Linked DNA regions of Homo sapiens: regions 2 and 3 are each linked to region 1. A link is a contact called in ENCODE Hi-C or POLR2A ChIA-PET data. All regions are on one chromosome and are shown on one strand. The core of a region is the stretch at or near the end of the contact, and the rest is flanking DNA. Distances in the headings are between cores, read along the strand shown.

Region 1 (3,586 bases), core at 407-2,906:
AACTTCAGCCCCTAGACTGAAGACTACTTCGAGCTTTTGCAATTCCAAACGAGGAAAAAAAAAAGGTCAAGCGATTTACCCTTAATAACTTCCAACAGCATACCCTAAATACAGTGGTACACTTATTATCATAAAGACTAAGAAAAAAAGATTCACCCTGAATCAAAGAAACAACTTTGCTACATTTAGATACCACTGTCATTTCCCTAGCTCTTGTAACAAGCGAAAATCCTGTACTGGATCTGGCTATATTAAATCCTGAAGAATGTTCACTCTTCAATATGAACAATTTATTTTCATGCTAACATGCATTTACGACTTAATCTTTTATCACCTTGTCCTATTTGGAGGTGCTGTGGGATGCATTAATTTCCTCACTCTTCCATGACATCAAGTCAAAGACTACAATCTCAAAAATAAGCAATTCTCAGTGAAAACATAGTTACATAGCCAATGAAAGAAAAACTCTAATAAATGGCTGCTTTTAAAGAGATACTTTTAAAGGATGCTTACATGTTTCACAGAATTACCGGTAACTCGCCCGCCAAGAAGGATGGTCCCTTTAAAGCAGCTTTTAAAGCATATCACTCCCTGTTTGGGACACAGTCTGACTTGTTGGACAAGATTAATCTGGGCACTCTCACACAACCCCTCTGAACCAGCTTAGTTCACTGGAAACATCATTTCAACTGTAGTACTCAGCCCTTCGCATACTACAAGGGACAAGATGACTCTCCTTAACAATCTTTCAGAAGGTCCCCACGGCGGAGACAGTGACAGCCGTCCTCCCGCGGATGTTTTTGGAAATAGAAATGTTAACACCAGGAGAGGCTCCTAGGAAGTGTCAGTGCGGCAGCAGGTGGAGTAGCCCTGCGTGCCGAGCAGGTTCTTTCTGACCTAGTCTCAATGCTCCGCTTCCCGGCCCCGGTTCCGCCTTACAGAGATCTTGTTAAGCCGTCTTGCGTCCCTGTTCTCTAACCCAGGGCGAGACTTCCAACCCTCCAGGGAGGCGAGGCAATCGAAGCAGACAAGACGGCCACCTCACCTCTTCCGGGGACTCGCAGGCCCGCTCCCTGGCCATGTCAGAGCCTGATGGACCAGGCTGGAGGGGACGCAGCCGGCTCCCCCGGGAGCCTCCCAGCCAGAACCCCCGCGCCCCACGGTCCCTTTCCACTGCCCCCACCCCTTCGAAACGCCACCGCCACCACCCTCCTTACTCCTGAATCCCCTCTCCTCAGGAGTACCCCAGTGGAGTTACCGGCCCACTCAAAAGTAAGAGCGACGGCCACCCCTCTCGGTCACCCTGGCCCCACTGTCACCGCCCTGCTCCCGGCCTCTGCCTACGCCGCTGGCTGGCTCCGGTGACGCCCGGGTCGGTACCTTGCGGACCCCCTTGTAGATATAGAAGTACAGCTCCCGGCCCACATTGAAGCAGAGGCGGTCGCCGTTGCCAGACTGGTCGTTGAGGTTTACGAAGGAGACGCGGACAGGGTTGGATCCCTGCGAGTTGAAGGGCACCCGGTTGGGCCGGCTGTACTCCGAGTGCGGCAGCAGCTTGTACAGACCTTCCCGGGTGGTGAATTGGGTCTTAATCTCGTTCATCTCCTTCCCTCCTCCCTCCGTCGCCATCTTGGAAAGCAGCGTTCATCCTGCCCTAAGTGCCCGGATCACGCCCACCGCGCAGGCGCTGTTCCTGGTGCTCCCTCTTCCCCCACCCCCTGCCTCTTCCTTCTCGCCCCTCCCACCCGCGGGCCAGCCCTGCGAGGGCGGGCCAAAGGGAAGGGGTGGGCTTGTTTACGGCCCGACTGCGCAGGCGTGCTCACCTGGCGTGCTCCACCCGACTGGGCGTCCGCAGGCTCCTCCCCCGGGTGTGGCCTCCGGGCGGCATGGCTGCTTCCCAGGTGATGCCGGCTTCAGCTAGTGGGGTCTAGTTGACCGTTCCGCAGCCGCCAGGGCCAGCGGAAAGCCGGTCAGGGGGAACCGCGGCGGGGCTGGTGTCATGAGCCTGAGGTGAACTTGAGGGTGCCTCCTCAGCGGTCTCCCGCCCTGCCCTGAGGGGCGCCGGGACCCCAAAGAGCGGAGGAAGAGCGCCACCCCGACGGCCACCGCTTCGGAGCCAGCACGCGGGGTACCCTACGGGGAGCGCGGATGCCCCCGTGTTCGGGCGGGGACGGCTCCACCCCTCCTGGGCCCTCCCTTCGGGACAGGGACTGTCCCGCCCAGAGTGCTGAATACCCGCGCGACCGTCTGGATCCCCGCCCAGGAAGCCCCTCTGAAGCCTCCTCGCCGCCGTTTCTGAGAAGGTACCAAGGGACTCAAGATTTACGCTTCACTATGTTTTATTTCAGGCGGGGTAGGGGGAGAGAAGAATGTGGTACAGCATAGGTGTTCTCAAGCCAGATATCCTAATTCCTGCGTGTGATGAGCACTGGCGGCCTCCGCTTCTTAGCGGAGGTTTGTCCTCTCCAGCTGTTCAGAAACACGGGGCGGGGAAGCGCTTTGGGAACCGGGGACTGAATCTTTTTAGGATTCACTGATCTTGCTCAGTAGGTTACGAAGAGCTCTTAATAAAATTTAAGGTAATTGTTTTTTTTTCCAGAAGCCTCAGGTGGAGTCTGTGAGATTATTTACTAGTAGATCCATAGGGATAGTTGTATGCATGTAATGTACAGGGTCTAGATTTATAAGGACGGGCACACGTGTCAAAGTAAGATTCAACAATCACTATTTTATACCTGGGTTTCTTGGCATGTTACACCAGAATAAGAAAGCTTCTAAAGTGACAGAAACATTCTAATAGAATTCCAGGGAGGGGGGAAGCCAACATTTGTAACACCAAGAATGATCTATTCCTGGAAGTTCAGATTATATCTGGAGGGGCACAAAAGAAGTGAATGGAGAGAATTTCTAAAGTAGGAGGAGTGTAAATCATAAACATCTTCCGTATTAAAAAGCAAGTAGATACCAATAGAAACTGTGCCAATGATGTAGTAATACATTTGATAATAACATCTTTAGCCTTTGTAGTGTTGGAAAAAAAAAAGAAAAAAAAGCACTGAAGTACTTCTTAATTAATAGAGCCTGAAAAATACTTAAAATTTTTTCTTAGAATTGTTTTGATGTTATCCGACTTTCCCTAATCTTAAAACACCAGGGTATGTTCTGTCGTTACCATGGCTATATCCCAAACTCCATAACTGTGTTATTTTACATTGAAAACACGTATTTTACAATAATCAACTTGAAGGATAGTGGCATCTTGAATCATCTAAAAATAATTTATCTGTGTTTCCTAATTATCAAGAGGAAAAAAAGTATAATTTTTGGGGGGGGAAAAAAACCCAGCGAGCAAAAGTTAAAACAAAATTTTGTATTATTCTTCAATTAACCATAACATTGTATTTCCCATAATACCTATATAATTCAAGCATTCTATCAAGATTTTACCCTATATAAATTCAACATTTTATTATAATCACAGTAATAAACTGTTCACTTTGTCTCATGCATAGCCTTTGGTTTAGTTTTGTTTTTTTTTTCTTAGATGGAGTCTCGCTGTCGCCATGCTGGAGTGCAGTGGTGCAAT
Region 2 (3,586 bases), core at 324-2,823, 370 kb before region 1:
AGAGATGGCGTGGCCTGGAACGTCCCCCGCCCTGAGGTGGGGCAGGGCTGGTGGGGTCTGGTCATCCCCCTGGTGGGTCCATGCATGGCAGCCTGGGCAGGATACATGTGAGTGCCTACCTGGGCTGGGGTGGCCTGACCCTCTCTGGGCCTCACAGCTTTGTCTGCCTCATGGTACTGTCCACCTGGCCTCTCAGGACTGCTCTGTGGCGTGTGTGCTTAAGGGATTGAGCTCGTTGGGCTGGGGACAGAGGCCTGCCTAGGTCTGTTGAGAGGGCCCAGGTAAGACTTCCACCCAGACTGACTGGCTGGGGCACACAGAGAAGCCAGGACAGGGCTGATTGTGTGTGCAGGGGCGTGCCCTCTGGACGAGGCCCCTCCCACCGGGGCGAGGCAGAGGCCTTGCTTGGTTGGAGCGGAGTGGGGGAGTGGGAGGGTCTCCCTGGTGAGATAGTACTGGAAGGGCAGGGACAGCATTCTAGGGAAGGAACCAGAAAGAGCCCCTGCATGGAATGTGGGGATTTCACCATGAGACCCCGGCTGCCTGGCCTCTGAGAACGTGTGTGGGGGGATTCCAGGTGGAAGGTCGTGTCTGGGAGGATGGGTGGGGGGTTGAGCAGTCATTGCCCCTCTCCAGATCTGCGTCCACATCTGTAAAATGGGCCTAGAATTCCCAGCCGCTGGGGGCGAGTGAGGCCATAAATTAGTTGAGATGGACCCAGGCTCCTAAGCCCCCTAGGTCATGACCCCAAACCTTGGAACCCCCGACGGAGACGGTGGGGGTGGCCGAGGCCCAATCGAATCTATCCCGCCCAGATGTGGGAAGAACCGCAGGGCAAACCCCCGGCTTCCCTCCTGGCCGCTCCTCTCTTTGAGGCCACCTCTCTGAGCCCTGATTTGCTGGCGGGTGAACTGGGGATCATCGTGTCCACTGTGGCTGGTGGTCGTGAAACGAAGTGGAAACATGAGTGTTGAGGCCGAGATGGGCGCAGTGCGCGCTCCTAAACAGCTGTCCCCATCCGTCCGCCCCTCCCTCCCTTGCGCGGGTCAGCTGGAGCGGGGGCGCGCCAGGCACGACCCTGGCCGGGCAGAAGGCGGTGGAGCCCTTAGGGGTCGCGGCTCCTACCCCCGGCCCTCCCATGTGCAGATGGGGTAGCAGCCTGGAGGTTTTTCCCAAGGTCACGTAAGGTCAAAGAAAAGGGGAGCTGGACGCGACGAGGAAAGTCACGCACGGCGGAGGGCGGGCCACCTACGCGCGCGCCCGAGTTCGCAGAGCAGCGGCGCCCTCCCGGGCTAGGGCAGCTCGGAGCTCGGAGCCTTTCTTCGCCCGCAGCTCGGGTTCCGGGAGCCCCGCCCCCGCCCATCAACGCCCCGCCCCTTTCGCCACGGCCCCGCCCCTCCTCTCCGTTCTCCCCGCCGGCGCTCCCTCAAGTTTCTCCGAAGTTTTCCGCGGGTCCAGCGGTGCGCCCCGCCCGCCGGCCAGTGACGTAACAATGGTGCAGCGCGGCGGCCAATGGGTGGTGGCGGGGGCCGGCGGCGCGGGCCAATGGCGGCGGCGGACGGTCCCGCTGTCCTGCCTGGCCGGGGCCGCACTGCGCCGCCCGCCGCCCGCCGCCCGCCGCCCGCCGCCGGCGACGGCACCGCCGCCCTGCGATCCGGCCGCGGCGGCTCAGAGCGCGGCTGCGGCGGGCGCGGGCGGCGGTGGCTCCCTCCCGTGCGTCCGTCGTGGGACCTTTGCCCGCTCGCCCGCGGGGGACAGCGCGCGCTCCGGTCCGCGGCAGGGGCGGGGACGCCCGGCCTGTGGCCCCCGCGCCCCCCATGGTGAGTCCCCGTCCCCCGCGCCGCGCCCGCGGCCGCCGCCCCCTCCTCCTCCGGCACACGCGCACGCAGGTGCAGCCCTCGCTGCGCCGGCCACCTGCGCGCGGACGCCCCGCTCGGCCCCGCGACCCTCCGCCGCCCGACGTCTGGCCGTGCAGGCCGGGAGGGGACGGGTAGGAGGTGGCGGGTGGCCCCGGGCGCGGCGCTGCCTTCGATGGCCCAACCCCCTTATTCACGAGCCGCGGCCGTGACTCTGCCCGGTGACGTGGGGAGGCCGAACTTTACGTAACCCGCCCGGCGCCCCACGCGTGCCGGCACAGGGCATATCTGGGGCCCGGAGGCCCAGGCTTGGGGAAGGGGCTCCAGTCACGGTGTTGCCCACGGGCCACAGCCTACCCGCACCGCGCCGCTCTCTTTAACTCAGTTACTGCCAGTGATAGTGACCCAGTCAGTGTGTGTGGACGCGGCCTGCCTTCTGTCCCAGGCCCCTTGTGACCAAGGGCTTACCCTTGAAAGAAGGCAGTAGGGAGGTTGGGACGGAGCCAGAGGTCAGACGCCTAGGCTCAGGTCGGGGCTGGGGACTCAGAGGGCAGGGTCAGGGCCTAAGCTCGATTGCCTGTGGGTTGGGGGTCCCCACCAATTCTGGAATGAGCCCAAACTGAGACGCAGGGGACCTGAGTTCTAGGCCTGGCTCTGCCGTGGCTTGCTGACCTTGGAGAATTGGAGAAGCTTGTGCCCTGCTGGAAAGTGGGATGGCAGTACCCGCTTCATCTAGTAGTCGGGGAGATCAAGAGAGGTATGGGACCTGAAGAGGATGGCAGACTGTGCAGTGCGGTGCACACCGGTCTCCAGGTTGTTTTCACCCTCCTATCTCCTCCCAGGAGCTAACGTGTAAGCAAACATGTTTGGATAGAGGGCTGGTGCCACGCCCCAGGCTCACCCCGCCCGCACAGCCGTCGTCCACCCCTCCCCTTTCTTACAGATAAAGCTGAGGCTCGGCCAGGGACTGTGATATACCCACATCCCCGGAACTAGGTGATCGCGGTGCAGGAACCAGGTAGGTCTGAGTCTGGATCATGCCTCTGAACAGCCCAGGAAGAGGCTCCAGGGGCCTCCAAGTGGTCTGGGGTCGGAGATCAGGGTCAGGGTTGCGCTTGGGCTGGAGAGTGGATTTGCCTCAGCTTGAGATGTGGGCCCAAGCTTTCTCATCCCCTCCCTGGCCTTTTCTTTATTTGGGGTCGTATGAACCTGGCTTAGGTGGGAACAGAAGCTCTTCCAGTGGGTCCCTGGGTTGGAGAGGGGAGGGGAGATTTGAGGGCATGGGCAGCAAGGGCATTTCCAGCAGAGGTGCCAGAGAGCAAGTCAGTTTCAAGGAGGGAGAACAGGTACAGCTAGATCAAGGATGGAGGCGGTGGTTCTGGGCGTCGGAGAGATGGAGCTGTAGGGTGACTGGAAGGGCCTGGCCGAGGCTGGAGGTAGGTACAGGCCTGGTGGGCCAGGACCGGAGGGGCTGTGTGAGGGGCAGAGGGGAGTCCCCGGGCCTCCCCAGTTTCCCCGCGCCTCACCGTGGCCTCTTCCTTTCCCCGCAGGTGTGCCTTCGCGGGATCCATGCCTTGAGGCCCAGGAACGCCCCGCCGCCAGCATGCCGTGGGACGCGCGGCGGCCTGGGGGTGGCGCGGACGGCGGGCCCGAGGCCTCGGGCGCGGCGCGCTCGCGAGCGCAGAAGCAGTGCCGCAAGTCGTCGTTCGCCTTCTACCAGGCGGTGCGCG
Region 3 (3,586 bases), core at 640-3,139, 350 kb after region 1:
CGTAACTTCAGAGAAGAATCTGGCTGGAGACAGCCAGACTTCAGGGGAAGATTACCTTCCCACTCTGTCTCCTTTTTAGCTTCCCTTCCCACTGAGAGCCACTTTCATTGGCAATAAAATCCCCTGCATTTACCATCTTCAATTCCTTCATGCAACCTCATTCCTCCTGGATGCTGGACAACAACTTGGGTGCCATGAGTATGGGTGTAAAAGGTTGTCCCACTGACCCTCCACTGAGCTGTTAACACTTAAGTCATCCATGGATGGCAGAGCTAAAAGAGTACTGCAACACTTTCTCTGGGGCTTCAGGGATCACAGGGACCCCTGAAGACGCTGCCATGGGGCTGGTATGGGGTTTGCTCCTGCTGGTGCCCAAAAGTGCTCCTGCACCAGCTCACCTGCACTTCCCCTCCCACGAGGGGTGGAGCAGCGAGTAAGTGGAGATCGCCCTTGCTGGCGCTGAAGGGGCCAGCTAGTTCCCACACCCACGCAGTCCAGTTCCTGCCCGTGAAGTGGTCAGGGAAATATCCTGCTTCAAAAACACTATAATGTTAAAATTAAATTTAAAATATCAATATGAATGTACGATTCAGAAAATTTATATCCTCGCTCCCTCCATTGAAAGCATTTAAAAGTAATGTCAGACCAGTAGCAATAAACATCCCTCTGACCCAGATTTTGGTTGCTAATATATTTACTACTGAAAGGAACCAGGGCTCTTTGAAAAATAGCTGATTTGGCCAGGTGTGGTGGCTCATGCCTGTAATCTCAGCACTTTGGGAGGCCGAGGTGGGTGGATCACTTGAGGTCAGGAGTTTGAGACCAGCCTGGCCAACATAGTGAAACCCCATATTTACAAAAAATATAAAAATTAGCTGGGCATGGTGGCACACGCCTGTAATCCTAGCTACTTGGGAGGCTGAGGCAGGAGAATCATTTGAATGTGGGAGGCGGAGGCTGCAGGGAGCCAAGATTGCACCACTGCACTCCAGCATGGATGAGACCATGAGACTGTCTCAAAAAAAAAAAAAAGAAAAGAAAAATGGCTGATTTGAAGTCTGGGGAAGAGAAGGTATTAAATGAGCCCAAGGGATGTCTCACTGTGTCAGAAATCAAGGAATCAAAAATAAATGAGGCTATGTAAAAAAACAAAAACAAACAAAAAAACACACGAGCTACCCTAAAGGGCACTTAATGATTGCAATTATGCCATCTGAACACCAGAAAGACTAATGCTTTTGGTACATGAAAACACACTGAAATCAACAATATATTAGTCCACAATGATATTAAAACAAAGAGAAAGCTAGAAAAAAGCTTCAGCTGTCACCATTAGAGGGAACTGGTAATAAAAGACAAAGAATTAAGCTTATCCTTCTTTTTCAGTAGGAGCTCCATTTCAAGATAACCAAGTATCTCTGGTTGGTAAGAAAAATCACTGCTTTCAGAAGAACGTTAGAGTAAATGTTGAATTCGCTAGTGAAACTGAAACTACTGACTCAGGCAAGGATTATCAACTGTTGTTCAAGACATTAGCACATGGTTGACAGGGAATACACATTGGTAGGATGCCAAAATATACACTGCAGACTATTACTAGTACTTTTTGAATTGTAAAGGGAAATATGTAATTGTTCAATAGAGATATCAATCTGTCATCAACTGAATTCACTAGTAAAACTGAAAATTTAGCATCACTTCTGATGATAGGCAACCAGAGGCTATGCATCTCTCACAATAATGTCACTATCTCCTAAGTTATAAAGCGTTGCCTCTGATGTATTTCAGCCAAAAAAGGTTTCCATTTACAGGAACCGCAGTGGGGTAAGTGGGATATATTGCAGAACAACTGGGTCGGTTGATTTAACAAACCAGTGTTGTGGTTTAAGGCACTCCCAGATTGGCAGTGCCTCCAGGTGTCTGGCAGAGCAAAAACAAATCCCTATTGAAGAAGACACTTTGATTCTAGGTTTCAATTTATTTCACATATCTGAATACAATGACCAATATACAATAAAAAAAATCAGGTACACAAGGAAATAAGACATCATGAACAAAATGTGTCAAACACCTCAGATACTAGTGTGACCTGACGCAGGCTATAAAACAGCTGCGTTTACTATACTTATTTAGTATACTATACTAAACTTGTATACCATACAAGTTTTGATGGTATGTTCAAGAGAATAGGAAAATATTTTAAAATGGCACTGCAGACTGAAAAAAGAACCAAACAGAACTTTCATAAATGAAAAAAAAAACCCTGAAATTAAAAGCTCAAAAGAAGGGTTTGACACATATAGACAAATCTGAAGATTTACAACGAATAACAAAAATTGAGAATAAGCGTTTCAAAACTTTCGTATCAACTTAACAGGGTAATCTTATGTCTACTGACTATAATAATAAAAACACTATTTTATACACAGTGTATTTTGTACTTCACTTCTGTAATAATTTATTTTTACTGTATTTTATTTTCTGTTAAAATAAAGGACTCATATCTGGGAAAACATACTGTTACAATTCAACAAGAAGAAGACAACCAACTTAAAAAAAGACATCTCATCAAAGAAGAGAGACAAATGGCTAACAGGCATATGAAAAGATGCTTAAAATTTCCAGTCATTGGGGAAAGGCCAATGGAAACCACAGTGAGACACCATTACACACCCACAAGAATTAAGCTATAATCGAAAAGACAATAATAGATATTGGCAAGAATGTGGCCACATCAGAGCCCTCATACATTGTTGGTGGAAATGTAAAACAGTACAACCACTTTGGAAAACAGTTTGGCAGTTTCTTTTTCTTTTCTTTTCTTTTTTCTTTTTTTGAGACGGAGTCTTGCTCTGTTGCCCAGGCTGGAGTGCAGTGGTGTGATCTCGGCTCACTGCAACCTCCACTTCCCAGGTTCAAGCAATTCTCCTGCCTCAGCCTCCCGAGTAGCTGGGGCTACAAGCGAGTGCCACCATGCTCAGCTGATTTTTTGTATTTTTAGTAAAGATGGAGTTTCACCGTGTTAGCCAGGATGGCCTTGATCTCCTGACCTCATGATCCGCCCGCCTCGGCCTCCCGAAGTGCTGGGATTACAGGCGTGAGCCACGGTGCCCAGCCAACAGTTTCTTAACAAGCTAAACATAAATTTACCACACAAGCCAGGAATTCCACTCCTAGGTATCTACTCAAGAGAAATGAAATATCTGCTCGCACAGACTTCTATGCAAATGTTCACAGCAGCACTGTTACTCATACCAGCTAAGAAACAGCCCAAATGTCCATTAACTGGTGAACGGATAAACAAAATGTGGTGTATCCATCTGACTGAATATGATGCGGCATTAAAAAGAAACAACACAGATGAACCTCAAAAACCTTACAGCAGGTGTAAAAGACTACCTATGGTATGACTTCGCTTATATGAAGTGTCCGGAAGAAAGTAAGTCTAGAGACAGAAAGCAGATCAGTGGGTGCCTGCAGCTGGGGCCCGGAGGGGAACTTAATGGTGAATGGCACGAGGTAACTTTTGGAGGCAGATGGAAACATTCTAAAACAGAATTGTGGTGACGGTTGCACAACTCTATGT

The links. A loop is a pair of places that touch in the nucleus more often than their neighbours do. ChIA-PET counts read pairs that join two places held with the same protein, here RNA polymerase II (POLR2A). Pooled maps may share reads with other maps.
Region 2: a loop to region 1 is called in a map of CD4-positive, alpha-beta T cell, with 6 times the contacts of the local background. The contact joins the promoter of ANKRD9 here to the promoter of WDR20 in region 1. A Hi-C loop is called at or near these places in 2 of 168 maps with a recorded cell type or tissue (CD4-positive, alpha-beta T cell and naive thymus-derived CD4-positive, alpha-beta T cell), 2 of 37 single-sample maps with no recorded cell type and 10 of 50 pooled maps. POLR2A ChIA-PET finds 5 or more read pairs at or near these places in 2 of 52 experiments (PC-9 and activated B cell).
Region 3: a map of naive thymus-derived CD4-positive, alpha-beta T cell shows a loop between it and region 1 (14-fold over the local background). The contact joins the enhancer-like site here to the promoter of WDR20 in region 1. A Hi-C loop is called at or near these places in 1 of 168 maps with a recorded cell type or tissue (naive thymus-derived CD4-positive, alpha-beta T cell) and 1 of 50 pooled maps. POLR2A ChIA-PET finds 5 or more read pairs at or near these places in 4 of 52 experiments (AG04450, Caco-2, GM12878 and 1 more).

Annotation. Positions count from the first base shown.
Region 1 is chr14:102,137,967-102,141,552 of GRCh38, reverse strand. WDR20 (WD repeat domain 20) reads right to left here and starts at 1,656. Exons shown (of 3, transcript NM_144574.4): 1 at 1,381-1,656. The coding sequence starts at 1,629. It also overlaps a transcript of HSP90AA1 not described here. RefSeq lists enhancers at 1,401-1,560, 1,571-1,620 and a silencer at 2,221-2,416.
Region 2 is chr14:102,507,763-102,511,348 of GRCh38, reverse strand. It overlaps ANKRD9 (ankyrin repeat domain 9), which reads left to right and starts at 1,573. Exons shown (of 4, transcript NM_152326.4): 1 at 1,573-1,820; 2 at 2,503-2,708; 3 at 2,800-2,874; 4 at 3,407-3,586. The coding sequence starts at 3,460. It overlaps LOC105370679 (a long non-coding RNA gene), which reads right to left and starts at 1,306. Exons shown (of 4, transcript XR_007064352.1): 1 at 1-1,306. RefSeq lists enhancers at 1-209, 210-855, 856-1,499 and silencers at 980-1,029, 1,190-1,629, 2,624-2,785.
Region 3 is chr14:101,790,330-101,793,915 of GRCh38, reverse strand. The region is part of intron 3 of PPP2R5C (protein phosphatase 2 regulatory subunit B'gamma); the gene reads right to left. Among named protein-coding and RNA genes, the nearest start is that of PPP2R5C, 30 kb to the right of the region's middle. RefSeq lists an enhancer at 3,318-3,387. Within about 2 kb of position 1,889, at least 6 of the 41 ENCODE cell types and tissues checked have a DNase peak (open chromatin) inside an H3K27ac peak, as active enhancers do.